Linked DNA regions of Mus musculus: region 1 is linked to region 2. Evidence: chromatin loops called from intact Hi-C (ENCODE). Cell type or tissue: heart. All regions are shown on one strand. Links, peaks and the distances in the headings refer to the core of each region. The heading gives the core; the rest is flanking DNA. Region 1 holds the start of Scap (SREBF chaperone). Region 2 holds the start of Ptpn23 (protein tyrosine phosphatase, non-receptor type 23).

Region 1 (15,487 bases), core at 8,002-10,501, 75 kb after region 2:
TTCAGTTCTGCTTTATCCTCCCACTGCCACTATAAACCACCCTAGCTGAATTCTGCAGTGCCTTGGAACTTCCTCACGGTTCCTATCACCCCCCATTCTCCTCTCCTTCACCCTACACCTACAGACCCCACCTTCCCTCACCTTTTTTTTTTTTTTTGACAGTCTTTCTCTATAATCCAGAAGAGCCTCACACTTGCTAAGTACCTGATAATCACCTTAAACTCCTTTCTGATCCTCCAGTCTCCACCTCCTGATCCCTGGAACGACAGGCATTTGCCACCATACTCAATCTATGTAGTGTTGGGGATCAAATCTAGAACTTTGGGATACTAGGCAAGTATTCAACAAGCTGAGTTACATCTCCCACCACTAATCTACCATCCTTAAACTTACTCTCACAAAAATCTCAGACCCAGACAAAACAAAGATAATTTCTTCTTTTCTTCTGGTAAAAAGAGGGAACCTAGGAACCACACAGCACTAGACCACTAAGCCAATCCCAAATCCTCTCTTTACTTCTTTAAAAAACTTGAGACAGAATCTCAGTAAGTTGTCTAGGCAGGTAATGAACTTGCCATCCCCCTGCCTCAGTCTTCCTTGGTAGATGGGAATATAAGCCTGCATCAGGCCTGGCCAAAATGTAGACATTTTCTGCTAGAATGTAACATAAATGACTTCTAGTCTAATTTCAACAGAGTCCTTGTTCCCACCCAAAATCCTCAGCACAGTCCTTACTGCCTATATTTCTATCAGCATTCTCATATGTGCTCTTACCAGAATCACCGGCTAAGTTCTGTAGACAGCACTATAGGACTTCCCTAGCTCACAGCTCCAACACCCCTCCCCCCAACCCCTTTTGAGACAGTTTCTGCATATCCCTGGCTATCCTGAAACTCACTCTATAGACCAGGCTGGCCTTGAACTCAAAGATCCACCAGCCTGGGATTCAGGGATATAGACATGTGTCACCCGACTCCCAGCTCTCCAAGCCTGTTAAAGCTCCGGCATGTCAGTTCCAAAAGACCCAGAAGGCACAGTGTCACAGCAACTATGTTTAAGTAACAGGGAAAATGGGTCCCAGAGAAATGTGGTTGTGACAAAATATGGGCATAAAAGCATCCTTTATTTTTGCTCAGTTTCAGAGGTCTTAGTCTGGGATGGCACAAAAGGAATGAAGGAGCAATGTAGCTTCATCAAGTGATCAAGAAGCAGAGGGAAGGAAATGTCTGAAGTAGCAGGTTTTCTCCTCTCCCTCCGGGATTCAGTTTTGGCCCTGTCTGCCCCAGGCCAGCCCGTTGTTAATCCTCTCTGGAAATAAACCTCACAGACACAGGCAGAGGTGTTTTACTAATCCAGGTGCCTGCCTCACTCCAAATGGACAAAATCAGCCCATCCCTAATCATGTAACTGAAAAGGAAAGGGTGTTTTGTTTTGTTTGCACTTTTATTATTGCAGATGTTGTTACATCTCTAGAAAATCCAGTAAAATCAACTGAAATCTTTTACAGTTGGTAAAAGGATCACATAAGTCAGTGAGAACTGACATTTAGGAAATCCATGCCAGGCTGGCAAGATGGTTCAGTGGGCGCGAATGTTTGCCACTAAGCCGATGACCTAAGCTGGCTTTCACCTGGTGGAGAGAGATAAACTGTCCTCTGACCTACACTCAGCAATGGTAGCACATATGAGTGCACACACACACACATACACACACACGATAAATCAGCAAATTTTAAAAATAAATCAATGCTTTCACATCTATCATGAATAAGCAGAAGATATAAATAATTCAAAATACTAAAAAAGCAAAACAAAAAGACCTTTATGTTTCTCTATGGAACATATAAGACTTGAACAAAGAGAAGCCATGCCCTATTCTCAGTAAGGATTGGTATCACAAGAATATCACACACTGGGTGTGGTTGGTGGTGCACACCTGCAGTTCCTGCCCCACAGACTGACGAGTTGGATGGAGGCCAGTCTGGTCTACACAGAGGATTCCAGGCCAGCCAGCACTATATAGTGAGGCACTATCTCAAAGAAATTATTCTTCCTACATTAACCTAAAAATGTAACATAGTCCCACTAAAACATGTAGGATTTGGCCAGGTGGTAGTAGTGCATGCCTTTAATCTCAGTGTTTGGGAGGGAGAAGACCATGCTAGACTGGTGACAGAGTGAGTTCCTAGACAGTCAGGGCTATAGAGGGAAACCACGTCTCAAAACACACATACGTGTAAATTAAAATGAAATAAAATAAAATATATATGGCTTAATTTTTAAAACATGTTTTTAGATTCACTTAGTTAATTTTATATGTATGAGTGTTTTTTTCTGCATGTATGTATATACTACTAAGTTTACCACATATCAAAATATATTACAGAGTAGTTAAAAGTGGGTACTAACACCTAAATACTCAGATTTCTAGAACAGAACAAAAACTCTGTCAACAGATCCACAAGTACATGTGGCAAAGTATATCACATATAGAACATGATGAGAAATTTTAAGCAATTGAGAGAAAGATGGCTTCTTCAACAACGGGTATTCTGCAAATGGATTCACGTCTGGAAAAAATTAAGTTCAAACTATAGTTCACACTAAAATAAACCCCAAATGTATAAAAGATATAAAGGCAAAAAATATATAAAATTCATAATGATAATTTTAAATATAAATCTACAAGACAGGTCTAGCAAGACAGCTCAGTAGGTAAGGCACTTGCCTGAGTCTGATCCCCAGAACACACTTTAAAGATAGAAGGAAGCCATACCATGGTGGTGCACATCTTCTTTAATTCCAGCACTTGGAAGACAGAGGCAGGTGATGTCTGTGAGTTCAAAGTCAGCTTGGTCTACGTAATGAGTTCCAGGCCAGCCAAGGCTACATAAAGAAACCCTAACTCAAAAAAACAAAAAACAAAAAACAACCCTCAGTGTTTGTCTGTATATGCATAAACACCCCTGAATGGACACATGAGAAAGTCCTTCTGTCACCAGGGAGAAGATCTGTAACAGGAGCAGAAGAAAAGGAACACTATTCCTGTGCACGCTTACAACTTTTCAATTTTAGGTTCTGTAAATAAATTTCTGCATTTTAAAAGCTAAAATTGTAAACTAATGAAGGAAGCTTTTCTGTGGGTGCGGCAGCCTCCTCCTGAGCTTCTGTGGCTGGATTTGCAGCTCTGGGCGCTTTTAGACACTGTCAGCACCCATTGCTGCCTGCAATCCCTCGAGGGAGAAGGTCACCACCGAGGCACCTTGTGTTCCCTGGGTGCACCTGGTACCTCTTTTGGACTAGGGTGGAAAGTCACTGCAGCTCTGGCCACCGAGCTAAACTAGTCCACCAGTACAAACAATTTCATCTTCAGGGAGGAAAAAAGTTATATTTTTGTTTTATTTTGCAAAGCAGCAATGCTCAGGGCAAGAAATTTAGCTTCTCTAAGCATCAAAACTAGGCAAATAAACTGGAGGAATTTTCAACAGACCAAGCTAACTGTACTGAAAATAGAAAGGAATTTCCTTTCATTTCAGCTAATGAATGAAGTGGATTTCAGGGACTCTGAAGCACAAGCACTAAAGAGGAGGATTTCCCACATTCTCGAGTCATGGCTGGGATGCACAGCAACACCTCCACTAAAGGAAGAACTAGTCATATTCATTGATTGTGATGGTTGTCGCAGCCAGATACATCATCTCCTCAATCAAGTAACAACACGCAAAAGGTCCCCTTTTATTCCTTTGTGACCTAGGCAAGAATAATTAGTAAGATGACTGAACTGATTCTAATTGTTTAAATGCTCACTTAAATGTGTATGTGTGTATCTGCATATGTGTATGAGGGCATGTATTCAGGTGCCCAAGGAGCAAAAGAGGTCCAGTGTCCAACGCCCTGTAATTGGAGTAGTTGTGATTGCCTGATGTGGATACTGAGTCCCAAACTCTGACCCTCTACAGGAGCAACAAGTGCTCTGAAGCACTGAGCGGTCTCTCCAGCTCCCAGAGAATCTATTTGAAAGCCAGAAAAACCATCCAGCTGGGTCCTTACGGGTGCCTCAGCCTCAGCTCATGCTAGCAGAAGCAAGGCCAGGGCCATCCCCCACCCCCACCCCCACCCGCCACATACCAACAGAATCAAGTCCACTAGCTAGAAACCTTTTGCCTGACTTCCTGCTGGTAATATGCTCTGACAGAAGACACCAAGGCTCTAAGACAACATGTATAGCCTAATCCCCAAAATGGAAGATGTGATGAGCCTTTGCTCTGTCATTACCACTTCAAGATTCCTTACTACAAGTGTTGTGTGGAAGGAACAGGTTCCACTCTAACCACAATGAATGCAAAAAGATGCCTCTGAGTGGAGAGTGACTCGGAAGAAAGACACCCTGGCGTTCCTTTTCTAGGGGCTGGAGTTCTCAAAACTCTCAGCACCACAGCTGCAGAGTACAGTGGCCCTTTCCAATAAGCCCAACACTCAGGAGGCACAGACATGCAGATCTCCGAGTTCAAGGCCAGCCTGGTCTACAGAGAGAGTTCCAGGACAGCTAGGCTACACAGAGAAATTCTGTATCAAAAAACTAAACAAAAGTCGGGCGTGGTGTTGCACGCTTTTAATCCCAGCACTTGGGAGGCAGAGGCAGGCGGATTTCTGAGTTCGAGGCCAACCTGGTCTACAAAGTGAGTTCCAGGACTCTGCCTCAAAAAACAAACAAACAAACAAACAAATAAACAAAAAAACAAAAAACAAAAAACAAAACAACAACAAAAAAAAAACCCAAAAGCCCCCTCAGGTCCTTTTAAAAAACACAGGACAGCCAAGAAAAAAAAAAAAAAAAGGGAGAAAATATCTGCAAATCATTTATATAGCAGAGAATTAACATCTAGAATATATAAAGAACTTTTATGACCCAACAAGAGAAATCAACACAATTGAAAGCCACACAAAGAGGGATACAGAGCTATACCAGTTGCTGAGTGTGTACTACTGAGTTCCCAGTGCTTATATTAGACAGCTTACAGACACCTGCCTGGAACTCCAGCTCCAGCTCCTAGCCTCCTTGAGCCTCTGCACTATGAGAACATACCCACATACAGACACAAACACCTTCATGTAGTTAAAAACAATATAAATAAACCTAGGGGGTGGAGACATGGGTCAGCAGTTGAGAGTGCTGGCTGCTCTTGCAGAGGACCAGGGGGCACTGCATGTATGTGGTACACAGACATACATGCAGGGAATATACCCACATACATAAAAACTCACACATTTTAGTGCCTAAAAGGGTTCCTGTAACCAATCTCCTATGGATACTGACAGACAACTGTATATCCAAATAGCACACAAAAAACACGCACTGAACTAAAAGTAAGAATTCAAAGACCAGGCTGGAGAGATGGCTCAGCGGTTAAGAGTACTGACAGCTCTTCCGAAGGCCCGGAGTTCAAGTCCCAGGAACCACATGGTGGCTCACAACCATCTGTAATGAGATCTGATGCCCTCTTCTGGGGTGTGTACATATAAATAAATAAATAAATCTAAAAAAAAAAATCCAAAGATCTATACACTTGAGTTCCTCCTAATTGTCAGCCTTTTGACTAACTGTGCACTCATGTTCCTGACGTCACCATTCCTAATAGCCAAAAGGTAGACATAGCTCCACTCTTCATTGAAAGGTAGATTTCTTTTAAAATGTAGCTATATAGCAGCATCCATTATCCCAGCACTTGGGAAGCAGAGGCAGGTGGATCTCTGAGCTCAAGGCCAGCCTGGTCTACGAGTTCCAGGACAGGCCTAGCTATAAATAGAAACTCTTGAAAAAAAAATGTGGCTATACAAACAAAATAATATAATTCGATCTGAGAAAGGAATGAAATGTAATAAACAATACATGAATGAACCTTCAAATCAAGGTGAAAGAAACCAGACTCAAAAGAAAGACCTGGGGCCGGAGGGAACGTTCAGCAGTTAAAGGTACCTGTTCTTGCAGACTGTCAGGTTTGGCTTCCAACACACACATGGTTGTTCACAACCATGCCTAATTCCAGTTCCAGGGCATCTGATAGCCTCTTCTGACCTCTGAGGGCACCAGGCATACATATGGTACACATACAAACATGCAAGCAAAACATTCATACACATTAAACAAAAGTGAAATAATCTAAAAAGCATAATTACAATTCTCCTCAGATGAGAGAACTTATCACAAGCAAGCTCACAGAAAAAAAGAGTACAACAGAGGTTGCCAGCAGTAGGCGGCACAGGAAATATGGACTGTTTAATGGGGACAGTTTCTGTGTACAATAATTAAGAAGTTCTGAAAATGGGTAATAATGACAGCTATACAACACTGTAAGTATATTTAATATCCCTGACTACTCTATTTAATCATTAAAATTGTACATTTTATTTTATATATTATTTTCCACAAATTTTAAAAAAAATTAAAAATTAGAAAAGTCTAACAAGCCAAGTGGGGAAGAGGAGAGAAAGAGAGCCGTGCCGTACTGAGATGTGCCATCTTGGACACAGGCTGCTTCCTCCACTCATACCACCTCCTCTTCCACCTCCCATTTGCTAAGAGAACAATAGAGAGACTATGAAGCCAGTGGGCACATCTGCAGGAAAACACGGACTGTTGTCGGGCAAACAAGTTCGCATACAGGCACAGCCCCTAACTGGCCAGTGAGAAAACTTGCCTGAAATTCACCCTATAGACTAACACTATCATCTCATCTGTTCATTACGGAACTTTAGATAAGCTGTGCCCAACAGCCAGAGCCTTGAAAAATTCCACAAATATTACCCACAAGGATCACTTTAGGTGGCTAAAGTCACCCGGATCTTGTTTCTTTAGCCAACTCAGAACAGTGGTAAGTTCCAGGGTCAGGAGCTCGTATGGCAGAATCCGGAAGACACAGTTTGAAGGCCTGATTCTCCATGCACACACTGGATGACCCTGGAAACTGGTTCCACGGGAAAGAGAATGAAAACCACACATGCGGTATTTGTCGCAGCCAACAGAAGGATACAGACTGTCAAAGTGAGCAAAGTGCACATGAATTCTAGGCTCGCCGAGATGAGTATCTGGAGTGATCCTGAACTGTGGCAACTCTAACCAACCACATTAACAAATACAAACGGACGGCAGGCATGGTCCCTTTCCCAACAGGACAGTTAAGCAGCTTACATATGGCCTCAGGCAAATCACAATTTTTATGGTTCTGTGTTCTAGCCACAAACTAAGAGTAAAGGTTTTGTGCCCATCTCAGGACAGTAATCTAAATGGGTGGTAGGGTTCCCAAACCGTGACTTTTAAAGCACATGGAAACATCTGGAGAGGTACTTCCCACCCGCCCCCCCCCCCCCACACACACAGTAACAAGAGAGTATTCAACAACAACGGAGTTTCAAGTAAGGGGAAGCCAGTTCTTGCTTTTCAACCTGACCAAAGAATGAGTGCCGAGCAGGAGCAGGAGCACACACATCTGCTATCCCACATATTCAGGAAACCGAGGCAGGAGGATGAAACTTTGTGGTCAGCCTGGGCAATGAAGCCCAACTCAAAATAAAAAGCCACAGGTGTTACTCAGTGGCAGACCAATGCCCTAGGCACACGTCCCCAAGTAACTTAATAATGAGTATAGGAATAATGTTTATACTTGTATTTCCTGTTGGTCGTTAAAAAAACAATACAAACAAAATATTTGCCAAGCAGAAACGCTGCAAATATATAAAAAGCCTTTAGATTTGAAATACATTAGCATATACTTCATAACATACAATCTTCACTTGAGCATCACACAGGTTACACCTAAAATGCATTCAGCACTAACTAGATACACTTGATCCTGACTCTAAGAAAAGCTTTAATGTTTAGCACACCTTGAGATGGCTGCACACTGCATAAGCAAACTCTACAAACGCACCCAAACGCATCATTAAAGACTGTTCCTATGTCGACTTCACAAGAATTACTACAAGATCATCATGAACTTATTTATTCATCGCTTCCGTCACCATAAGAGATAAATAAGCTAAACTAAGGAAGACTACCTCCAGGACCCCACTCCCACTCCCACCCCTCACCCGCCGCCACCTGTGGCTCACTGCCCTCCTCTTCATCGCCACCATCTGCACAACTTTCTGAGATGCAGTGTGGACCCGGGACTCGCTGCAGCTAGCGCTATCCCATTATAACCCTGATGCAACAAAACCACCTGGAAGTAAACATAAGCAACATAAGCGAGCAAAGTTTAGGTTTAAGCAACACATAAAACCAGAAACCGAGCACTCCCAGCAGAGAATCTACATGTTGCCTGGCTATCGGATCTTCGGAAAGAGGCAGGACTGAGTCACAGGGTCTAGCCCTCACCCAGACAACCCCAGACAACCCCAAAGCAGGATCCAGCGGCGAGCCTACCTGCCTGAGCTCACTCAGCCTGAACCCATCGCGACCCAGGCAGCTCGGCCCGGGCGGGGGCGCGGTCGGGAAGGGGGACGCGAGACCGTCCGGCCCCCAGCTCCAGACTGCGGTCTCCGGAGCCGCGCCTCGGGCTGCTGGACAGCGCCCACGCCCGCGCGCCCCTGCCCGGGCTCGCCCGCATCCCGGAACTCCCGGGCACGAGCGGCGCGAGGCCGGCGCCGGGGCCCAGCCGCACCGTGCAGACGCGCGCTGAGGTACCTGTGGCAGCGAGGCAGCTCCCGGGCGGCGGCGACCGAGCGGCGGAGAACGGCCTGCGCGCTCCTGGCCCGCGGTCCGGTGTTTGGAGCCCGCCCTCTCCCTCCCGGCCGCCCGGCGCCCGCGCAGCTCCCCGCCCCTTCACCTCTCAACTCCTACCTTTCCCCTCCCGCTCCGCCGCCCTCCACACGTGCTCCCGGCGGCGTGCGCATGCGTAGTCTGGCACTGCCAACGGCTCGGGTTCGCCCCCTGGTGGTCCCCTGCCACACAACTGCGAGAGGAAGTACTGGAGTTGCCTGTGGCCTGGAAAAAGGTGGCTAGTAGCACTTCAGAGTTTTGACAGCATCACTGTCCTGGGAAGTGATTGAGAACATGCACAAGAGCTCGTGTTCCATGCTTTATAGTGCCAAAGGATTAGAAGCGGGGCTGGGTGTATGGCTCAGTGGTAGAGAGCTTGCCTGAGACGCTAGGGGCCCTGGGTTTGATCCACAGCAGCATCAAAAAGAAAAACAAACCAGGGAATTAGAAGCAACTGAGCTAAATAGCAAGTGTATTCAGTTGATGAACTAGGTATAGGAGCCTCCAACACCAAGGATGTTAAATGAGCACTTATAATGAAAGCTAGTTCAAAACCAAGCTGGTGTTAGGATTCCATTTTTGTTAAAAATACAATGCATAGGGTAAAGTGGAAGATATATACTCAGTGTTTATTCCCACGTAGAGGAACTATGGGTGTCTGAGTCTCTTCCACCTTCTGAACTGCCACCAGTCGACTTGCACATGTAACGGATTATGCTGAGTGACTGCTCTGGTAAATGCTGAGTTAAGCATATGGTGTGTGTTCTCTCATTTGGCCTTGGGGAAAGTGAGGTTCCAGACACTCAGCAACAGCACCAACCCTGGTTGCTATGTTTCCATTTGTCCTCAGGCCTGCCTGTGGAGAGATCTCAACCACACTACCAATGTCTTGACTCTCTGAGTGTCACAGGTCAGAGTGGCCACCTGCCCCCATCTTGCTACCTTAAACATACTTCTTTCGTGTCACTCTTGCTCACCCCCAAGGCATACTAAGGTAGAACAGACCCTGTACCTGCCCTCAAGGGCACCAGTGGTGGGGGAAGAGAAAATATAAGTATAGTCACCGTGCAAAACAAATCAGAGGTGGCCACTTCAGCCTTTGGAATAGGGTTATTCTATAAAGCAGGTTTCTGGTAGAGATGTAACTCAGTTGATATACTGCTTGCCCAGCCTTGAATATGAGCCTTAACCCCCAGCAAACTGGCAGTGGTGGTGAAAGACTCCCCAGAGGAGCCTCTCGCTCAGGCCTCAGGATAATAGCAGACACCCAAGAACTCACGATAGACCAAGCTTGATGCAAACCACATGAGGCTTTATTCGGGGAAAGCCAGAGCTCTGGGGATGACTCATATCCCACGCAGGGTTAGAGGAGTCGACCTCGAGGGGAAAGAGGTCCCAGTTTTTATAGGCCCTCAGGGGGGAAAGGAGAAGGGGAGAGTGGGGGGATTTCCAGATCTAAACAATTCTCAAGAAATGGGTATGGGAGGGGTACAAGGAAAGAGTCTGGTGCAGGGGCAGCAACTCAGGATTGGCCCGGTTGTGGTTGCTGGGGAGATTTTCTGACTCTTTCTCAGCAACCAATATCACAAACACCTGGCAGTGGGCTTCATCAGTGGGCACACACATGGGTTCAAGGAATGGTCAAAACATTGGCAGACACACAAGTTCAAGGAGTGGCCAGAGCATTGTGCACCTCTATTTTTCTAAATCAGTGAAGCTAGTTCTGCTAACAGTGACATCTATCTTGCCAATTTCAGGGCTTCTGTGACCTTTTACATTCTGTTAGGATCTTTCAGTGGGTCACACCTATGTCAGCCCTTAGGAGATGCAGGCAGGAGGAACAGAAGTCCAAGGTTCCAATTTGAGGCCAGTCTGGTACATAAGTCTGGCCCCCACAAAGATAAGAAAATGCAGCCCACTGGTAGGGCCTAGCATCAAGGCCTTGAGCTCAAACCTCAGTAATAAAAATAAAATTTATTTTTTTACGTGGTGTATTTTGTTGCTCTGACTCTTGTTGATGGACATGGAAATGCAAACCAAATATACCCTTTGTTCCCCGAGTTGATTTAAAAAAAAAAAAAAGAAAAGATGTACTTTTTTTTTTAAAAGATTTACTTATTTATTATATGTAAGTACACTGTAGCTGTCTTCAGACACACCAGAAGAGGGTGTCAGATCTCATTACGGATGGTTGTGAGCCACCATGTGGTTGCTGGGACTTGAACACTGGACCTTTGGAAGAGCAGTCGGGTACTCTTACCCACTGAGCCATCACACCAGCCCAAGATGTACTTATTGTATTCTGTGTATGAGTGTTTCCTCTGCTGGTATGCGTTTGCACCATGAACATTCCTGGTTCCCTAAGGAGGGCTTCAACTCCCCCTAAAACTGGAGCTACAGACAGTTGTGAGCCACTGTGAAGTTGCTGGAAAGATCTCCGGTCCTCTGCTAGAGCAACGAGTGTCTTTAACTATGGAGCTATCTCTGTGGCCCCCACCTCAGCCCCAGGTTGACTTGGGTTCGTGTTTTATCGTAGCACAGAGCAGCAGACTAAAACACCAGAACTGGTGGCAAACGCTTGTGAGCCCAGCACTCAGAAGTCTGAAGCAGAACCTACGTGAGCTCATGGCAAGTTCCAGGGCTATATGTTCAAAGGCTACCTTGTCTTAAAAATTGAAGAAAACAAAAGATTGTTTTCTCTTTTCTTTTCTTTTCTTTTCTTTTCTTTTCTTTTCTTTTCTTTTCTTTTCTTTTCTTTGTTTTTAAATTAGAAGCAACAGTAGAAAGCAGGGTAGGGAAGCCCATGCTCCTCCCACTCCATCCTCAGGTCACTTCCTCCAAGCCTTATCCCTCAAGTACCACGTCCGCCCCCTCAGGAGCCTGGGAGTGAGCATCGCCTTCTCTGTCCCTGGTTTCTCCCGCTCTGACCGCCGTCTCTTTCCTTGTGAAGGTATGTAAGATCTTTCCAGTTTTATTTGCCTGGTGTCTGGTTTTGCTTTGGGTGCTCAACTTGAACCCAAGTCATCTGTTACAGGAATGCTCTGTGGCTGAGCCCCACTTAGCTTTTCAGGGCTGTTCATTTGCAGTTTTGGAAATCCAAGCCCAGGGCCTCAACTGTGAAGAATCGATTTTCTTTTGTTTGTTTGTTTTTATCAAAGGTAGCCTTGCCCTCCGAGGACTAATATTCCATAAGTTTCCCCACCTCGTGAAACTTTTATGTAGATAATTAAAATCTTTTAATCCTCTCCACCTGGTAAAACTTTTATTTTCACAACACACACACACACACACACACACACAAAGAGACAGACAGACAGACAGACAGACACACACACACACACAAGTTCTTGAATGTGATAGCCTAGAACAGAGAACTCTTCCCCCTTTTTCTTAATTTCTTTTACACGTATTCTTTTAAAACCTAGTTAACCTCAAAAGACTCTGAGGTTGGACTCCCGCCAATGGGGAAAAGACAGTCACCACCTGCATTAAAATAAAGACTAGGCACACTTCCTGCCCTGGTACGCTCGCCTGCCCTGGTACGCTCGCCTGCCCTGGTACGCTCGCCTGCCCTGGTACGCTCGCCTGCCCTGGTACGCTCGCCAGCCCTGGCACTCGCCAGCCCTGGCACTCGCCAGCCCTGGTATGCTCGCCTGCCCTGGCACTCGCTAGCCCTGGTACTCGCCAGCCCTGGTATGCTCGCCTGCCCTGGCACTCGCCAGCCCTGGTACTCGCCAGCCCTGGTACTCGCCTGCCCATCCTTTTTTGTGAAAGAACTTGCCCTGTTGAGTTATTTTCCCTCTGTCTCTGTGTCTTTGTTCAACACCAAGTATTCTTGTTTCCACCACTCTGACTCCTAGAGAAGCGCTCTCCATCCTGAGCCACCTCTCCAGCACAGTCTATCAGACTTTCCGACTAAGCCTGTTATGTATGACCCTACAGGGTTAAGTGCTTTCTTTTACAACCAAGTTCCTGAAAAGACTAAGGTCCTAAACCCACTTCACAACAAAGTCACTTGGGGAAAAGATAAAGACAAACCAGATTTCCGCTGAACCCTGGGCCAGCAGGACCGTCTACTCTCCAGAGAGGAAATGGCTGTCACTCCCACACCTTGCCCTTTCCCCACCCAACCTTTTGAGGTATGTTGCCATGGCTAGCCTGGGACTCACCTTTACACCAGGCAGTCCAGGACAAGGAATCTAACAGGAGATACAAAGAAGCTTTTCTGCACAGCTGCTGACTGCTGCCCTAGGCCTTGGGTTTGGTATCTAGCACTGGGGGCAAAGTGGTTTTTCTTATGTTTGCCTGAGAAGTCAAGGTCAGGGACAGATGGGCCAGGCGATTAGTAACACAGGCAGGCTGGGCAGCCTCAGAGCCCAAAGCCTGAGGACAGACACAGGCAAGGGCTTCTGCACTAAGATTGCCTAGGAATGAGGGGAAAGGAGATTAGTGTGGAAGGGAGTGAACTCATATCCCCATACACTGACAACAGGGACTCCACACTTACTTGATCTGTATATATATATATATGTATATATTGTTATAGCTTTATAGATGATATAATTATATTTTAAGAGCACTTGCTGCTTCCACTTAAGCCATCTCTCTAGATCCTTTTGTTATTTTTAAAGATCTTATATTAGCCATATATAGAGTCATACAGTTTAATCCCAGAACTTCAAAGGCAGAGGCAGGCAGATCTCCAAATTGGAGAGACATGACCAACTCCATCTTGGGATCAGGCTCCATCTTAGAGAACCTGACCTAAGGTTGAACTCATTAACCATCAAGCCTGACCTATCACTGGTCTCCAGGTCACTCCCTAACAGCCACCAATCAGGAGGAAAGCAGAAGTTACAGTTGTACCTTGACTAGGTCCATGAGCCAGTCAATGGGGTCTGCAAGAAAGGGAGTGGGGACTGAGGGGGCAAGAGACTGGAAGAATGGAGACAACACAGGCTATCTGATCAAGTCTCCTTTATTGGAAGGCAACTATGGGTATATAATCACAGGCTGGGGAGTGCAGCTGGAGACACTTAACCACAAGTCCAGGGTGTATAGGGGAAAAACAAGATGTTATCAGAGTGTTCAGCTGTGGTGGGCTTCTTGCAAAAATATCTTAGGAAAACAAGTCTCTGGTCAGGGTGTAAGTGAATAGCCCGTGATGGCTGCTGAGGTGATAGCCACTTTCTGCTAAGTAGCTAAAGATATTTACTTATGAAAGTTTACTGTTTGGCTTCCAGCACCAGCCGATCATTTTAAAGGGCAAGTTCCATGATAGCTCCCCCCAACCAGATGTGTGCCAAGCTGAACACCCCCTCTCTTGTTTGCTTGCTTCTATACATGCTTGCTTGAAACTGGGCTCAGGGCTTCACCCTCCTGTCCTGCTGCATCAGTGACAGTGACGATGGAGTGGCCCAAGCTCTAGCTTGAATAAAGACCTGAATGAGATTGCATCGGAATCGGCTCCTTGGTGGTCTTTTGGGGCTCATGAAACAGGCACAACCGGAGGCCAGCCTAGTCTACATAGAGAGCTTCAGGCTAGCCTCTGTCAAAAAGCCAAGAAAAAAAGTATTACAATTTCAAAAAATAATTTTTGAACTCACTTTGTAGACCAGACTGGCCTCAAACTCAGAAATCCGCCTGCCTCTGCCTCCCAAGTGCTGGGATTAAAGGCGTACGCCACCACTGCCCAGCTTTAAATTTTTAAAAAAGGTTTATTTATTTTATGTATGAGTGCTCTATCTTCATGTACACCTGCATGCTGGAAGAGGGTATCAGATCACATTATAAATGGTTGTGAGCCACCATGTGATCACTGGGAATTAAAATCAGGACCTCTGGAAGAGCAGTCAGTGCTCTTAACTACTGAGCCATCTCTCCAGCCCAAAATTAAGTTATTTTACTTTATGCATATAGATGCTTTACCTCCATGTACACTTTGTGCATACATGATGTGCCAGAAGTTAGAAGAGGGCGTTGGATCCCTTGCTCCTAGGATGTTGTGATGGTTATGAGTACCACGTGGAAGCTAGGAAATGAACCTGGGTCCTCTGGAAGAGCAGTATTTCTATTTGTTTATTTTTACAGTTCTGTTGATTCAACCTAGGCCCTCACAAATGCTAGGCAGCACTCTACCAAGGAGCTATATCACTAGATAGCTATAGAATATGAATGGCCTTGAATTTACAGTGATTCTCCTGCCTCTTCTGACTGAGTGCTGGAATTATAGGCTGGACATTATTGTATTGTATCCTTGGTATGTGACAGATGGTGAAAGCCTCCTAGAAAATGCAGACACTGGATGAACACCAATGTGGCATTGAAAGTTTGAATATTTTTAAGTGACTGTAACAGTAATTACACTGACTGCCACTTACTGGAATCCAGGCGTTTTATTGTGTCCATGTTCTGGTTTAATTTCTTTCAAAAGCCTCAGAGTGCAGTGTCCATTATGTCCTGGGTCTTGACTTGTCGTTTGAGATTTCCTGAGGTTAAATAGATTCCCTCAGCCACAGAGCTGTAGCTTGTATCGGAACCAGAATTGAAGCCAAGCAGCTGGTCCTGGGGCGGCCATTTTGCTTAATCATATTGCCAATTTTGATCACATTTTTCTTTTTGAAAGCCAGGCTCTCACGATATATTCCTTGTAGAACTCACTATGTAAAACAGGCTGGCCTTGAGCTCACAGATCTGTCTGCCCTTGCCTTCTGAGTGCTGGAATCTTGTG
Region 2 (15,487 bases), core at 7,929-10,428:
TAAGATTTGGACTGGTGTCCAAGGAAGAGATGGAAAGGGAAAAGTTACACTTTTGGAGTTAGAATTTAGAAAAGTGAGCAGGCGGGAGCTGGAGAAATGGCTCAGTGGTTAAGAACCCTGGCTCTTGTTGTAGAGGGCTTGGATTCTGCCTGTAACTCCAGTCCTAGGGGAACTGTTGCTCTCTTCTGACAGCCTCAGGAACAGGAACTCATGTGGTGCAGGCATACATGTAGGCAAAACACTCATACACATAAAACAAAATAATAGTGGTTTTGTTTTTTAAAGACATTAAGAAAAGGCAAGTGCTCAGGTGTTAATCCCAGCACTAGTGAGGCAAAGGCAGGCAGATATATCTGAGTTTGCAGCCAGCGTTGTCGATGAAGTGAGTTCTAGGACAGTAACACAGAGAAACCCTGTCTTAACCCCTGCTCCCCATGAAAAGGGGGAAAGTAAGCTTAGTACAGCTCGGTAAACAATTGCCTGCCCTCCCAGCTCCCTCCCTCTGTCCCTTCCTTCCTTCCTCTCTTCCCTTATATTTTTTTTCCTTCTTTCTTAAGATATGGAGTCGTGCTGTGTGACCCAGGCAGGGCTTTAATTTCTGGGCTCAGGTAATTTTCCTGCTTCCACCTCCTGAGTAACTGGGCTGTCAAAGACCACACTCAGCTTGCACATTTTAGAATACAGTTATGCGAATTGTCCATAATTGTTTTAACACTAAATGTTTTATATTTCAGGTTTGGAGTGTTGGCAGATACCTGTAATCCCAGCACTTGGGAGGTGGAGGCAGGGGGATCAGTACAAGGACATCCACAGCTACAGGTCTAACAAGAGACCCTGTTTTTTGTTTTGTTTTTAAAGAGAGAAAGACCGTAAAGTTCAGTAGGCAGAGGGGTGCAGAGGATTTGGGAGGAGGGGAAATATAAGCAGAATATATTATATATGAAATCTAATAAAGGGGCTGTAGGATGGCTCAGTGGTCAGGAGCATTTGCTGTTCTTGCTGAGGGCCCAGGTTCACCCCCAGGAACACCTGGTAGGTCATAGGGCATCTGACACCCTCTTCTGGATCCCAAGGGCATCTGTAATACAGCACTCAGGCATACACATAAAATAGATAAATCTTTTTAAATTTTTAATTAAAAAGTATAAGATGGCCATTAGAGGATGGCAGATTTGGTAAAATCGAGCCTTTAGGGGTCAGGGTGCAGCTCACTGGTGAAGCACTCACCTGGCCTGTGTGGATGGCTGGGGTTACGATCCCCAGCACTGAAGAAAAACAGTCAAGGCTTTAGACTCAGTGGTGTCTGCAGGTTTCTAAGCCAAGGCTCTCCACAAGTCTGAGACACTCACATGGTCCTCAAAATTGACAAAGAAAGGAAGAATGAAGAGACGCTTAGTGGTTAAGAGCTTTTGCCGCTCTTGCAGAGAACCCAGGGTCTCTGGGTCCTATAGGGCTATAGAGCTAAAGAGAGGCACTTCCAAGAAAAGCACCCCACCTCCCGCAAGAAACTCATCCACCTATGAACTTCAAAAGGCAGGTTCGGGTGGGTGCCCCCCACCCCAAATTCTGATGCCCATCTATTCCCATGTAACATATATCAGGCCTAGCCGGAAGTCTTCACTGGGGCTGCTGAACTGTGAAGAAAGACCCATCTGAGCTCCTGTGGGCCCTTGGGAAAGCCCGTTTTCTTCTCAGGCCTCCCCATTTCTGTAATGTGTGGTCAGGAGGTGGACACAGATTCCGGAAGCCTTGCTCAAGTGGTCTGAGCAAGGTGAGCTGGGTGAAGAAATTGGGTGTGGCCACAGTGCTTGCATGAAGACGTATGTGACAGGCCTTTTTCCCTTTCCTGATGTTCTAAACCAGTGTGTGGACATGAGTTGTGTCATTATCCACAGGCAGAATGGCATCCCTGGGTACATTTTGAGAGGTCTTCTAACTAACCTCACCCCTGACCTAGTAGTTTTGGCACACACATCGGTGCAGTATGCAACCTATAGGCACGCCCTGCATGAAGGTCCTTTTATTATTGATTTAAATTTGCAACTGTGTTCTAGGCATAAGAGGGATAAATCCCCTGTTGTGCCGGGCGTGGTGGCACATGCCTTTAATCCCAGCACTTGGGAGGCAGAGGCAGGCGGATTTCTGAGTTCGAGGCCAACCTGGTCTACAGAGTGAGTTCCAGGACAGCCGGGGCTATACAGAGAAACCCTGTCTCGGGGAAAAAAAAAATTCCCCTGTTGTTTTCTTCCATGTGGAGATAGAAGTACAAAAGCATCCCTCAACCCCACATGAAACAGTCATTTGGGGGAAAAAAAAAAGGATTTTGGGTTGGTGGACTGAGTAAGTGGTAAGGACCCTTCCTACCAAACCTGACAACCCAGGTTTGATCCCCAGGACCCACACAGTGAACGGGAAGAAATGAGTCTGGCGGGGCTGGTGAGATGGCTCAGTGGGTAAGAGCACCCGACTGCTCTTCAGAAGGTCCAGAGTTCAAATCCCAGCAACCACAGGGTGACTCACAGCCATCAGTAACAAGATCTGACTCCCTCTTCTGGAGTGTCTGAAGACAGCTACAGTGTACTTACATATAATCAGTAAATAAATCTTTAAAAAAAAAAAAAAAAAAAAAAAGAAAGAAATGAGTTGTTCCCTGACCTCCACACATGCATGCCCCCTCTTCCTTCCCCATTACATAAATAAACAAATAAAGGATGCTGTAGGAATTCCACTGATAAGTTAAACAAGGTAGTCCCTGCAATCTCAGCGCCTAGGAAGTGGAGGCCAGCAAGAGAACTGGAGTTAAGGGACATCCTTTGCTACGTACCAACTTGAGACTGGCCTAGCAAGACTGTCTCAAAATGAAAAACAAAAAAAGACACTTTCTTGTCGAGTCTGCTGCTCAAGTTCCGTTCCTGGAATCCATATGGTGGAAGGAGAGAACCAACCTTCTCCAGTTGTCCATTGACCTCCACATCCAGGCTGTGATACATGCGGAGCTCCGGCCCCCCCCCCCCAACACACACACATACAGACAAAGGAAACGTAATGCAAAATATAAACTGGAAAAAAAAAAGAAAAAGAAAATAAAAAGGAAGGTCGACTAGACATATTTTGGAATCTGCTGGGCTTTTTCGTGCAGGATTGGAAGCTTGTAGTCAAGACCTGGCAATACTATGGCCTTCGCGCCATCTGCTGGCCAAGTGACCCTAGGTGCCAGGGCTATGTTTCTGGTTCCCCTGGATAGGCTTCCTCAAAGGTACTTGAAAATCTCCTGTTTTGGAATCTTTCCCAGGGAAAAGTGCCCAACATTCTTTAGTTTTTCGAAGGCCCAGGACCGTCTAGAAGGAAGAGGTGCAGACAGGAGTGGCTCCTGTGTTCCCTCCTGGGGCAAATCCATCTTCTTTCCTTTCTCTCTCTCTCTTTTTTTTTTCTTCTTTCTTTCTTTTTGTTTGTTTTTTTGGTTTTTGAGACAGGGTTTCTCTGTATAGCCCTGACTGTCCTGGAACTCACTTTGTAGACCAGGCTGGCCTCGAACCTAGAAATTTGCCTGCCCCTGCCTCCCAAGTGCTGGGATTAAAGGCTGCGCCACCACGCCCGGCATAATCCATCCTCTTTTTAGGTGTAAGGAAAAAGCCTTTCTCCCAAGCTTCAAGAACCTGGATGATGACCGGACGTGGTGGCGCGAAACCCTGTCTCGAAAAACCAAAAAAAAAAAAAAAAAAAAAAGAACCTGGATGATGGCTTGGAAAGGAAGCAATGCAAGGTGGGTGTCCCTGCCCCGGCTCCTGCCCGGGTCCCTGCCCCGGTCCCTGCCCCAGATCCTGCCCTAGCTCCTGCCCCCGCCCTGGCCCCCGCCCTAGCCCCCGGCCCTGCCTCAGCCTTGCTCCAGCTCTTGCCCCAACTCCAGCCCCGACTCCGGCCCCAGCCCCGGCCCCTGTTCTGCTTTGCCAAGTCTGAGACTAAGAGAGTCAGGACAGTCTAACTTTGTCCTCACCCCGCCCCGCCCCCTTTCTTCTCCTGTGCCTGGGCTCTCACAATCTTAGGATGTTTTGGGAGAACACTTTCCTCTTCTCTGCCTCATTCCCTGCTCTGTAAAGATTCAGGATTTTGAGCCAAGGGAGGCATCAGGGAGAAAACACAAAGCTTCCTGTTTGGGGTGGTTTGGAACATTTCCAGAGCTCACAGACAAGTAGGAAGAGAATTCTGGGCCAAGGAATCCTTGTGCCAATTTGATCTGTGAGGTGGTGGTGCATGCCTTTTGATTACAGCTCTCGAGAGGCAGAAGCAGGTGGATCTCTGTGAGTTTGAGGCCAGCTTGGTCTACAGAGCAAGTTCTAGGACAGCCAGAGCGACACAGAGACATTGTCGCCATAACAAACAAACAAACAAACAAACGTAAACAAGTTTAATTTAGCTGTACAGTGAAAGTAACTCTTTTAAAAAAAGATTTATTTATGTATATGAGTACACTGTAGCTGTACTGATGGTTGTGAGCCACTATGTGGTTGCTGGGATTTGAATTCAGGAGAGCAGTCAGTGCTCTTAACTGCTGAGCCATCTCTCCAGCCCAAAGTAACTCATTCTTGACAAGGACTGTTGTTATTAACTGGATCATAGTCACCAATCTGAAATGGCTTTTCAGTGTAGTTTGGTTTGCATTTCTCTGGTTACTGATGAGATGGGTCATCTTTCACATATTTTTGACTGTCCACATAAGTTTCTATCCACATTGTATATATTCTCTCTCTCTCTTTCTCTCTCTCTCTCTCTCTCTGTGTGTGTGTGTGTCTGTGCCTCTCTCTCTGTGTTTCCCTTCCTTTTCCTCCACCTCTTTCTCTTCCTCTTCTCCTAACAACAGTTTCTTTTGAGATAGGGTTTCCTAAGTAGCCCAAGCTGGCCTCAAACCTCAGCCTTCCAAATGATGAGTCTCTGCTTTGTGTCATATCTTGGGCTCATTTTTTTAAAATGTCGTCTTTCTTTCTTTCTTTCTTTCTTTTTTTTTTTTTTTTTTTTTTTTGAGACAGGGTTTCTCTGTATAGCCCTGGCTGTCCTGGAACTCACTTTGTAGACCAGGCTGGCCTCGAACTCAGAAATCCGCCTGCCTCTGCCTCTCGAGTTCTGGGATTAAAGGTGTGCGCCACCACTGCCCGGCAAATGTCGTCTTTCTTGAGGGCAGAGATGTTCACCTGTTTCGTTCAACAGCACCTAAAACATTTTGTGGGATCCTGGTGTGTGTGTGTGGGGGGGGGGGCAAGTAAAGTAGGCTGAATAAATGACCCACCTCCATCCTGGACTCTTACATTCACTTGCTGGGGGCAGTTTGGGTGGTCAACTCCCAAAACCCAGACACAAGTTTCCACATTGGTAACAGGAGGAAGGCTTTCAGTGTGTCTTTAAGGGGCCATGCAGCTTACTGGAAGGAAAGGTCCTGAGAGGACAAGCTGACCTGGCTTAATGTGGTGTTTGCTGCCCCCTGGTGATGGGACTGACTCTTCCCTTGAACCATGGGAGCCTATGTTACCTCTAACTTCCTGCTTTGCTGGGGAAATGGGTAAGTGGGAGGGGAGGATGAGATGGGGCATCCCTTCTACCCCTTCACCTTCCCCGGCCCATCCCACCACCGGCATCAGCATTTGACATCTATGATGGATCTTTTGCTCTCTGACACTTTCATACCAATTACTGTAACTGAGCGTTGAGCTCAGGGCTTCACGTTTGCTAGGGAAGTATGCTACACTTGGGCCTCGTTCCCAGCCTTAAATTCCTGCTAGCTGGCTCATCTAGTCTATTGTACTCTGTTATAGCAACTGTATAGATACCCCAGAACTCACATCTGTGTTTGCAGTAATTTGACTTGAGAAGTACCATTTGGGGCTGGGAATGAATCCACTGGGAATTTATCCATTCTACAGAGGAGAGGGGGGCTAGAGATGGGGCTCAGTGGTGAGAGTGCTTGCCTAACACACAACACACTAGGTTCAAGCTCTGGCACTGCCAAATAAGTAGTGAGGCTCAGGGGAGGGCAGCCAATAGGGATAGGATGCTCAAGATGCAGAGGCGGCTACTTGGCTGTTCTGAATCCTAGAGCTTTCCCTGCAGTGCCACCCTCTGGAATGCCCCTTTGTTACATGGTCTGTCTACAAGAATTAAGACTTCCAAAAAAGAAGAAAAAGAAGAAGAAGGAGGAGGAGGAGGAGGAGGAGGAGAAGAAGAAGAAAGAAGAAAGAAAGAAGAAGAAGAAGAAGAAGAAGAAGAAGAAGAAGAAGAAGAAGAAGAAGAAGAAGAAGAAGAAGGAAGAAGAAGAAGAAGAAGAAGAAGAAGAAGAAGAAGAAGAAAGAAGAAGAAAGAAGAAGAAGAAAGAAGAAGAAGAAGAAGAAGAAGAAGAAGAAAGAAGAAGAAAGAAGAAGAAGAAGAAAGAAAAGTAAAAAAATTAAAGAAAGAACAACAAAAACAAAAACAAAAACAAAAAAAACCCACAAAACAACAAAAAACAAAAACCAAGACTTCCTACTACCCCCTACCCCCTCCCTGTTCTAGCTCACATTGATCCCTTCCTGGCCTCATTTTTGGGATCTAAGCTGTTGCTTCTCTTTGCTCAGCAGGGCTTCCCCTCAGCTGGGACTCACCTGTTGTTCCTGAGTTTTGCAGAAATGGTGTCTGTAATGTTGGTATAGGGGCAGGTTCTAAAGAAGCCCAAGCTGGCCTGGAACTTAATACATAGTCTAGGTGGGGCTTGCCTTCTCACTTGGGGGTCACTTCTCACATGCTGTGATTAAATGAGTGTGCTACCCCCCCCCCCCCCCCGGATAGCTTAGTGAAAGATCTTGTGCGCGCGCACACACACCTTAGTCTTGCAGTAAAGCATATCTAATGTAATCCTTACAATTTTAACCATTTGAAGGCGACAGCTTTTAGGTACACTAGCTATTGTACCACCCCTCCCCCCACCATCCATCTTCAGAGGGTTATAATTCATAATGAAACTCTTCCCACAAACAACTCCTTTTGTTCTCAAATCAATTGCCGTGACAAAAATACCTCAAAATTAAAAGGCATTTTGCCTCATAGCTTCAAGGGTTATCGTAGGGAGGACCTTGATGGCCGAGTTCGCCTCAGAGCATCCAGAAAGCAGAGACACAGAACGGACAGCTGCACTAGCTGGCTTCCGACTCTCAAAAATTAGCTTTATCGTGTCTCTGCATAATGAATTGGGGGGGGGGCACACACAGGCCGTGGTGTACAACTCTGTCCAGCCAGTTTTCAATCCTCCTATCTTTAGGTTGATTCCCAAGATTGTTCCCGTGTTTGTGTGGCAACACCTTAGCTTCCAAATCATCCCCCCAGCTTAACATACTCTTTAAACTTCATTTTTTTGTGTTTTGTTTTGTTTTTTTAAAGACAAGGTTTCTCTGTGTAGCCCTGGCTGTCCTGGAACTCACTCTGTAGACCAGGCTGGCCTCGAACTCAGAAATCCACCTGCCTCTGCCTCCCAAGTGCTGGGATTAAAGGCATGCGCCACCACCGCCTGGCTAAACTTCATTTTAAAAATTATTGTATGTGTATAGGAGTTTTGCTTGGCACATATGTATGTCTGTGTACCACATGTGTGCAGTGCCCACAGAACCCAGAAGAAGACTAAAGGTCTGGAACTGGAGTTATAGACTGCTGGGAACTGCCATGTAGATGCTGAAAATCAAAGCCAGGTCCTCTGGAAGAGCAGCCAGTGTTCTTAACAACCAACCCACCTCTCTAGACCCTAACATACTTTTAGTATGGAAATGTCTGTTACTTCTACAAAGAGGACGTGGGCCCTACCTGGGTCGGGGAAACCCGTCTTGTGAATCCAGAGTCTTTATTCTCGGGCTCTACATTGCCTCTAAATGCATCTGTCCTCATCTTCACACAAACTAGACCTGAAGTCTTGCGCTCCCTTCTACATGTTCCTCCCAATTTCCTCATGTCAGGTAACAGCCTGTCAGCTATCCACCTAAACCAGGCAGAAACTTGGAAATCAACTTTGATCTCATTCCCTAACATGTACCCACCCCAACTTAGGATACTTTTTTTTCAAAATAGTTCTCAGATGTTCCTCAAAGTGCATTATCTACCCACTTTTTTTTTTAAAGCCTTTTTCACCCAAAGCCACAATCACCGGTCTCCTAGAAGACTACAAAAGGTCACTCACTACTTTCTCCGTTTCCTTATTTTTAAAATTTGTTTGAGACAACGTATTGTTATGTTGCCCAGTCCAGCCTTGAAATGACCTAGTCTCTTCCCTCAATCTCCGGGGTGTCTCCATTATTTATGTCTAAAATTTAACAATACACACAACACAGCTTTAAAATTCCTGTTTCACAGGTGTCTCCAGAGACAAATGCTCGTCGCTGTATAGTTCCTTCCAGAGTCGCAGTCTTCTTAGGTGTTAACTTGGCTGTTCAATGTATCCTACTAAAAATCAAGAACTCCTCAGGCTGCAGAGGGTGGTGGTGTGGAGCAGTGTTCCTGCCCCCTCAACCGCGGACAGAAGGAATCCCTTGGCACTTTTAGCCTGAGTTCCATCCCGCCATACAGTTTGCATAGCTCATGGCTGTCTTCACAACCCCTCTCCCTAACATCACACTAGTCGTTCTCTATGCAGCACTAGTCCCCATCCTTCACCGCTCTCAAGATTTGGGAATTACAAATTCATGGGTGAGTTTTTGAAGGGCCCCCCCGGGAGGAAGAAGAACGTTACGCAAACCAGAAAATCCCAGCAAAGCCTCAAGCTTAGTGGAGGAGATCACTATTCCCAGAAGCCCCTTCACCGTGGATTGGGTCGTCTCTCCACCCAAGACCCTTCGCGCGAGAAGACCGAGCATGCGCGAAGAGGTGTGCGCATGTGCAAAAAGACTACCGGGGTGGGGGGGCCGGACTGCACCTCCCAACAGGCTGCGGGGGGAGTGCGTCACTCCGCGTGACGAGCAGCTTCCGGCGTGGAGGGGCGGGGTTGCGCGCGCGGCTGAAGCAGCTGCTGGACCTGGGAGGGGAGCGGCCCTAGGGCCGCTAGGCGCTACCCGCGATGGAGGCCGTGCCCCGGATGCCCATGATCTGGCTGGACCTGAAGGAGGCCGGTGACTTTCACTTCCAGTCTGCGGTGAAGAAGGTGAGCACACCTTCGCCGCGCATCTCCGTCGTCTGCCCGCGCGTGACGCCCCCCCTGCGCGCCTGTCCCTCCCCGGGTTCCGTCACAGGTCGGGCCAGGCGTTTTCCCTTAGGATGGCCCACCCCTCCCCGGCCGGCACATCATCGTTTTCTCCGACTGGCAGTGCATCATTATGGGGACCCTCTTCCGGACTTCTGTCCCAGACCACCCGCGTTTCTACCGAGGTTCAGCGCTTCCTTGCGATGACGCTCCTGGACCCAGCTCTGCCCTGTTCCTCCATGTCCAGGGAGCCCCCGCGGGGAGCGATGGCGGTCCAGGGTCTACGGAGTCCATGCTAGGCCCGGGCCTTGGTGGCCTCCCAGTTCAAGACTGGACTAGGAAAGAATGTGTGTTTAAGACCGGAGCCCGAGTGGTCCATAGGAATGTCTGGCTCTTAGAGTGTGTGACTGAGTGTGTGTCTGTGTGCAGTTGGATGTCTGACCCTCCAATTCTCTATGGTCTCCTGACAAAATTTCTGTTCCAAAGTTCCTTTGAACCAAAAAGACAGTTTCTTGTTGATGATTAGAGGGCTTGAATCACGCTAGGGCTCTTGGCATCCTATGAGTCATTGTGCTGGCTAGAGCAGTCGTTTGGAGCTCACTGAGGCAAGGGGTTTCCGTGGTGAGATCAGGTGTGGTGATGTGGAACTGGGTAACCTCCGAGAGGGCCGTAGCAGCAGTGGGCAGGTGGGGAGCTGGGAGGAGTCTTGGGGATTTAGCACAGCAGCGGTTGGAGTAGACAGTCTAGAATCCTTTACCACTCCGTGGTATTTAGGGAAAGGAGGAGAAAGAAAATGGGTTTGGAAGTAGTTTCCGATGGACTTGCCTCCTGGATTCTCTTCATATCACCACTTCCTCTGATCAGGCCCTACTTGCTTGAGGATAGGGTGAGGTGCATTCAGGTGCCGGGTGTGTGGATGTGGTGGTGGTCCAAGCTGTGAGTATCAGACCCAGACAGAGCCTGGCACAAGAAGCTAGGCAGGTGCTCTTCCACAGAGATATATGCCCCCAGCCCAGACTCCTTTCCCCACCTGTAAGACCAGCGTAGTAAGCCAATTGATCTAAATTTACAGACTTTTGTTAATTCTTTACCATCTTCTCTTTTTTTGTTTGTTTGTTTGTTTGGCTGTCCTGGAACTCACTTTGTTTGAGGCCTCTCAGAGATCCGCCTGCCTCTGCCTCCCAAGTGCTGGGATTAAAGGCGTACACCACCACCGCCCACCACCTGGCTACCATCTTCTGTTTAATATTATGAGGTGAATTTTTCTAAAATGTATCAAAATTGAGGAAGATAAAGACATAGTATATTGGGCCCTGGTTATACAGAGTCTTACAGAGTAAAGCCAGTATTTTTAGTTTCCCATTCAGGATTCTCTCTGACATAGCCTAATTCTTTGATCTTTTGTCTCACTCCTGTTGTAATATGTTATATGTTTGATCTGTGTTTCTGTGATTTAGGTATTCTACATTCTGTTCATAATTATTACTTCTTCTTTCCTTAATAGGCTTTTCTCCATGTTGTACTTTTGATTGTGGAAATTATATTACCTCAGTGGTTGCTACCTCAGAACTGTTAATTTTGCTAGCTAGGAATCTTAGTGTAAATATCTGATATGCAGGCTATCTGATCTGCTACCCCAAAGGAGCTGAGGCCTACATGTTGAGAATCACTGGTCTACTTAAAAGAGCTCTCATGTTTGCCCCACAGAGAGGCAATAGGGCCATTCTGTAATCTCTGTGAATTGGTTCCATTCAACTTTCAAGGTCCAGCTGTATGTAGCTCTGACTTCCAAAAAGCTTAACTTAATCTGGATTAGTCTTTTCCTCTTCTGAATTTCCTTCCCTTCACCCTTTCTTTAACAACAGTTCCATGTGCTGTGTTTGATCTTTATGTGTGTGTGTGTGTGTGTGTGTGTGTGTGTGTATGTATGTGTGTCTGTGTCTGTGTCTGTGTCTGGGTGTGTGGGTTCAGGCATGGCAGTCCATTTGTGTGGAGGCCAGAGGTCAGCTTGCAGGAGTTAGTGTTCTCCTTCTGCTAGGCAGGTCCAGGGACTCAAACTCAGGTGGTTAGACCTGGCAGCAAGTGCCTTCCTCCCCTGACCCTGCTACTCTGGCCCTATATATATATTGGGTTTTGTTCGTTTTTCTCTTTTCAAGACAGGGACTCACTATGGAGCTTTGGCTATCCTGGAACTTACTATGTAGACTAGGCAGTCCTCAAATTCACAGGCCTGCCTTGGCCTCCTAAGTGTTGGTATTAAAGGTGTTCTCCGATACACTCTGCTCCTATATGTGCTGTGTTTTAACCCCATATTCAGTTGGGATACCAGAGGGGCCTCTCCATGTTCCTTTAGCCTAATACCCTCTACCTAGGAAAATGTTTCTCAAATGACTGACAGTCTAGAGCAGCGGTTCTCAAACTTCCTAATGCCGCCCCCTTAATACAGTTCCTCCTGTTGTGGTGACCCCCAGTCATAAAATTATTTTTGTTGTTACTTTATAACTAGTGTTGCTACTGGGTTTTTTTGTTTTGTTTTGTTTGGTTTGGTTTTTCGAGACAGGATTTCTCTGTATAGCCCTGGCTGTCCTGGAACTCACTCTGTAGACCAGGCTGGCCTCGAACTCAGAAATCCACCTGCCTCTGCCTCCCAAGTGCTGGGATTAAAGGTGTGTGCCACCACCGCCCTGCTAATGTTGCTACTGTTATGACTCATAAAGTAAATATCTGGTATGCAGATGATCCTAGGCAGCCCCCGTGAAAGACTCATTTAAATCTCCAAAGGGGCCATGAGCCACAGGTTGAGAACTACTGGTCTAGAGGGAATTTAAATTAGATTTAGATTATGTTGACCCTAAATACATGAAAAAAAAATCTTTGTCCAGGGCCTAGACAAATGGACAGTAGAAAATAAAACATCTCTCTTATGGAAGCCTGGAGTTTGATTCTCATGGCCCACATTGGTTGGCCAGTTCAAGACTGCTGGTAACTCCAATTTGGGTGTGTTTATGCGTGGGGGTGGGATGGGGTAGGGGGATGAGACTCCCTCTTCTGGCCTCCGAGGGCACCTGTATTCACATGCAAAACCCACATACGTTTTAATAATAATATCTCAGCCTAGTCAGATATGGTGGTTATATGTCTGCACTTGGGAAACAGGCAGGAAGATGGGATTCCTGGGCTGCATAGTGAGACCCTGTCTCAAAATAAGACATAATCTCAGTTCCCAAATCCCTAGGTTTTGGAGGGTGGGAACATTGGTTAAGACAGAGCGCTACAGAATTACAGGCAGTTATGGCCTCAAACTTGCTATATAGCAGAGGCTAAGCTTGAATTCCTGTTCCTCTTGCCTCAACCTCTCCATTGCTAGGAATACAAGCAAATGCCACCGCATCAGGCCTCCAGATTTCTGTTTGAATGTAACTTTTCTTTTTTAAAAAGATTTATTTATTTTGTGAGTACACTATAGCTGTGTTCAGACACTCCAGAAGAGGGCGTCGGATTTCATTACAGATGGTTGTGAGCCACCATGTGGTTACTGGGAATTGAACTCAGGACCTCTGGAAGAGAGGTCAGTGCTCTCAACTCTGATCCATCTCTCCAGCCCAAATTCTGGTCAAGAAAGACCCTGAGAGCACCTGTTCTCAATGAGAGGCGTTGCTCCAGAAATACAATTCATACTGGGCATGGCCACATATACCTTCAATCCCAGCACTTGGGAAGTAGAGGCAGGTGGGTCTCTGTGAGTTCAGGAGCAGCCTAGTCTACATAGTTCCAGGACAGCAAGAACTATATAGTAAGACCCTATCTGAAAAGGAAATACACACGAACATACGTTTCCCTGAACATTAGAAGAGATTCTGCAGAAGCCACTCTAAGAGCCTTGGAACTTACTCTTCCCTGACAATAGAGGCCTTGCCTTACTGTTTGCCTCTGGTCTGGTTGTCATTCTCTGTCCTCACTCTAAATGCAGAAACTACTGTTGACTTGGTGGAAGCTCAGGAGAGAAAGAGAGAGAGAGTAAAAATTGGTTCTGTTGACGGTTCAGCCATAGCAATACAGGCAGTCATTCCAAGGTTTTTGTTTTTTGTTTTTTGTTTTTTACTGGTGCGGAGTTTGAACCCAGGGTCTGCTAGGCATGCCTGACAAGGACTTTGTCGCTGAATTATATCCCTATAATACAGCCCCTTACCCCTTATCACAAAGATCCATTGTGTAGTAGGGGAAAGTTGAAAGTTAGGGCAGGGGCTGGTGAGATGGCTCAGTGGGTAAGAGCACCCGACTGCTCTTCCGAAGGTCCAGAGTTCAAATCCCAGCAACCACATGGTGGCTCACAACCATCTGTAACAAGATCTGACTCCCTCTTCTGGTGTGTCTGAAGACAGCTACAGTGTACTTACATGTAATAAATAAATAAATCTTTAAAAAAAAAAGAAAGTTAGGGCAGTTTAAAGAATAAAAATATCTGGGCCTGGAGAGATGGGTCAGCAGTTAAGAGCACTATCTGCTCTTCCAGAGGTCCTGGGTTCATTCCCCAGCAACCACATGGTGGCCCATAGCCATCTATAGTGGGATCTGATGCCCTCTTCTGGCATGCAGGTATACATGCAGCTAGAGCACTCATAGACATAAAATAAGTAAATAAATCTTAAAAAAAAAGAGAGAGAGAGAGAGAGAGCCGGACGTGGTGGCGCACGCCTTTAATCCCAGCACTTGGGAAGCAGAGGCAGGTGGATTTCTGAGTTTGAGGCCAGCCTGGTCTACAGAGTGAGTTCCAGGTCAGCCAGGCTACACAGAGAAACCCTGTCTCGAAAAACCAAAAGAGAGAGAGAGAGATTGAGAGAGAGACTAGAAATATCTACAAGGTACAGGAGCACCCATCTAAAGAGATTTGTGTTGGGCACTTGCATTGGACCCAAAAGATCCACACAGTACAGGGTTTTGGTTGTTGTTTGGTGGTGCTAGGGAGTGAACTCTGGGCCTGTGTACTCTCCCATGTCCAGCCCAGTGTAGGGTTATCTCAGTGACATTAGCTTTAGTTGTTGGCAGGAAGCCCTATAGTCAGTTAACTAACCTGTAAACATTTAACTACAGAGGTGTAACTGTTGACCGGTTGTTGATACCTTAACTAAGTTGTTTTCTGTGCTTTAGGGTAGGCTGCAGGTTCTGAAGCGGCTCTTTGGAAGAATGCCCTGTTCACAAATCAGTATGTCTTTGCTCAGATACATTTCATTAAATGTAAGCTTAGTTTTTCTGTTAACAGTATTGTTGTCATTCCCAATGGATGTGACTTCCCTTCCTTCATGTGAAATAGCAGTAAGAAGTATAAGCCGGTTTTGAACTGCAGTGCTAAACTAAGTTAGCACTTGGGCTCACATAAGCCCTTAGTGGACAAGCGCTGGCTTTGGGCTGTTTTGCATCACCTTTCTTTTCAGATCTAGGGATTGAACCCAGGGGTTCAAATGAGGCAAATCCTTCATCAGTGAGCTACATCATCCGTCCTATGCGCCATGTTACCCTTTTGGAGGCCCAGAGGACTGACTCACTGAAGGTGACTCTTGTGCTCTTTACCAGTGCATGATTTGGCCACACTTGTTAATATTAAAAGTCATTTCTTTGCTAAGCACCGATCCGTAAGCAGCTACGTTGGAGCAGAGGTCAGGCTCACGTAGCCTGAGGTGGTGTAGCCATCCATCCCTTGTTCTTTCGTTCTCCATGCAGACCTGGGAGCGTAGTGATTCTGAGAATCCCACCCTTGTTGAGCTTGCCTTTGATTGATACATTCTGGGCACCATGGGGCCTCCATTTGGTTTCTCCTCTCGCTCTGGCTGATCTCTAAATGTTCATTTCCCATCAGGCCTCTGGAAAGCTGTCTGCTGTCAGGCATATCAGCAGCTCGCTGCAGCCTGTCTCAGTAACTTCACTCCTCAGCCCTCTTCTGTAGGAGCTTTCCCACTTCCATGTCAACCGCTGCCCTGCTCAGGTCATTCTTGAGTTCCTGCTTCATGCTAAGCCATGCTTCCTCCGAGTCCCCCATCTGCTTAGCAGAGTCGGGTCCTTTGTCCTGTCAGTTGACTTGCTCTGAAGAAAGCGCATGCTCCTGCTTCTTCCTGCTGCTCACCTTGGCCACATCTGGTGTTTTGGCTTTGAGGAATTTTTGTCTCTTCTAGAATTCCCACAGGACAGGTAAATGAGAAGAACTGAAATGAAGCCTACTGGTCCCCTATGCTCACCAGTGGAGGACATGAAATATATAAAATACTGTCAGTTATCTGTGGTGTGGATCTGTTTATGTCTTATCACAGATGA

What was found. A loop is a pair of places that touch in the nucleus more often than their neighbours do. Peaks named below come from ENCODE experiments on the same cell type or tissue, not always from the same donor. Only the 100,000 strongest peaks of a DNase experiment are listed, where the experiment ranks them.
Region 1: a loop joins it to region 2, with 4 times the contacts of the local background. A loop is called at or near these places in 10 of 42 quality-filtered maps.

What each region holds. Positions count from the first base shown.
Region 1 is chr9:110,326,701-110,342,187 of GRCm38, reverse strand. It overlaps Scap (SREBF chaperone), which reads right to left and starts at 8,832. Exons shown (of 23, transcript NM_001001144.3): 1 at 8,683-8,832. In heart, for the core only: a CTCF peak has its summit at 8,939 (motif pointing left); a DNase peak (open chromatin) is centred at 8,847; H3K4me3 peaks cover 1,201 bases; H3K27ac peaks cover 1,191 bases.
Region 2 is chr9:110,401,689-110,417,175 of GRCm38, reverse strand. Ptpn23 (protein tyrosine phosphatase, non-receptor type 23) reads left to right here and starts at 8,966. Exons shown (of 25, transcript NM_001081043.1): 1 at 8,966-9,142. The coding sequence starts at 9,059. In heart, for the core only: no CTCF peak of the experiment used is centred there; a DNase peak (open chromatin) is centred at 8,945; H3K4me3 peaks cover 2,369 bases; H3K27ac peaks cover 2,147 bases.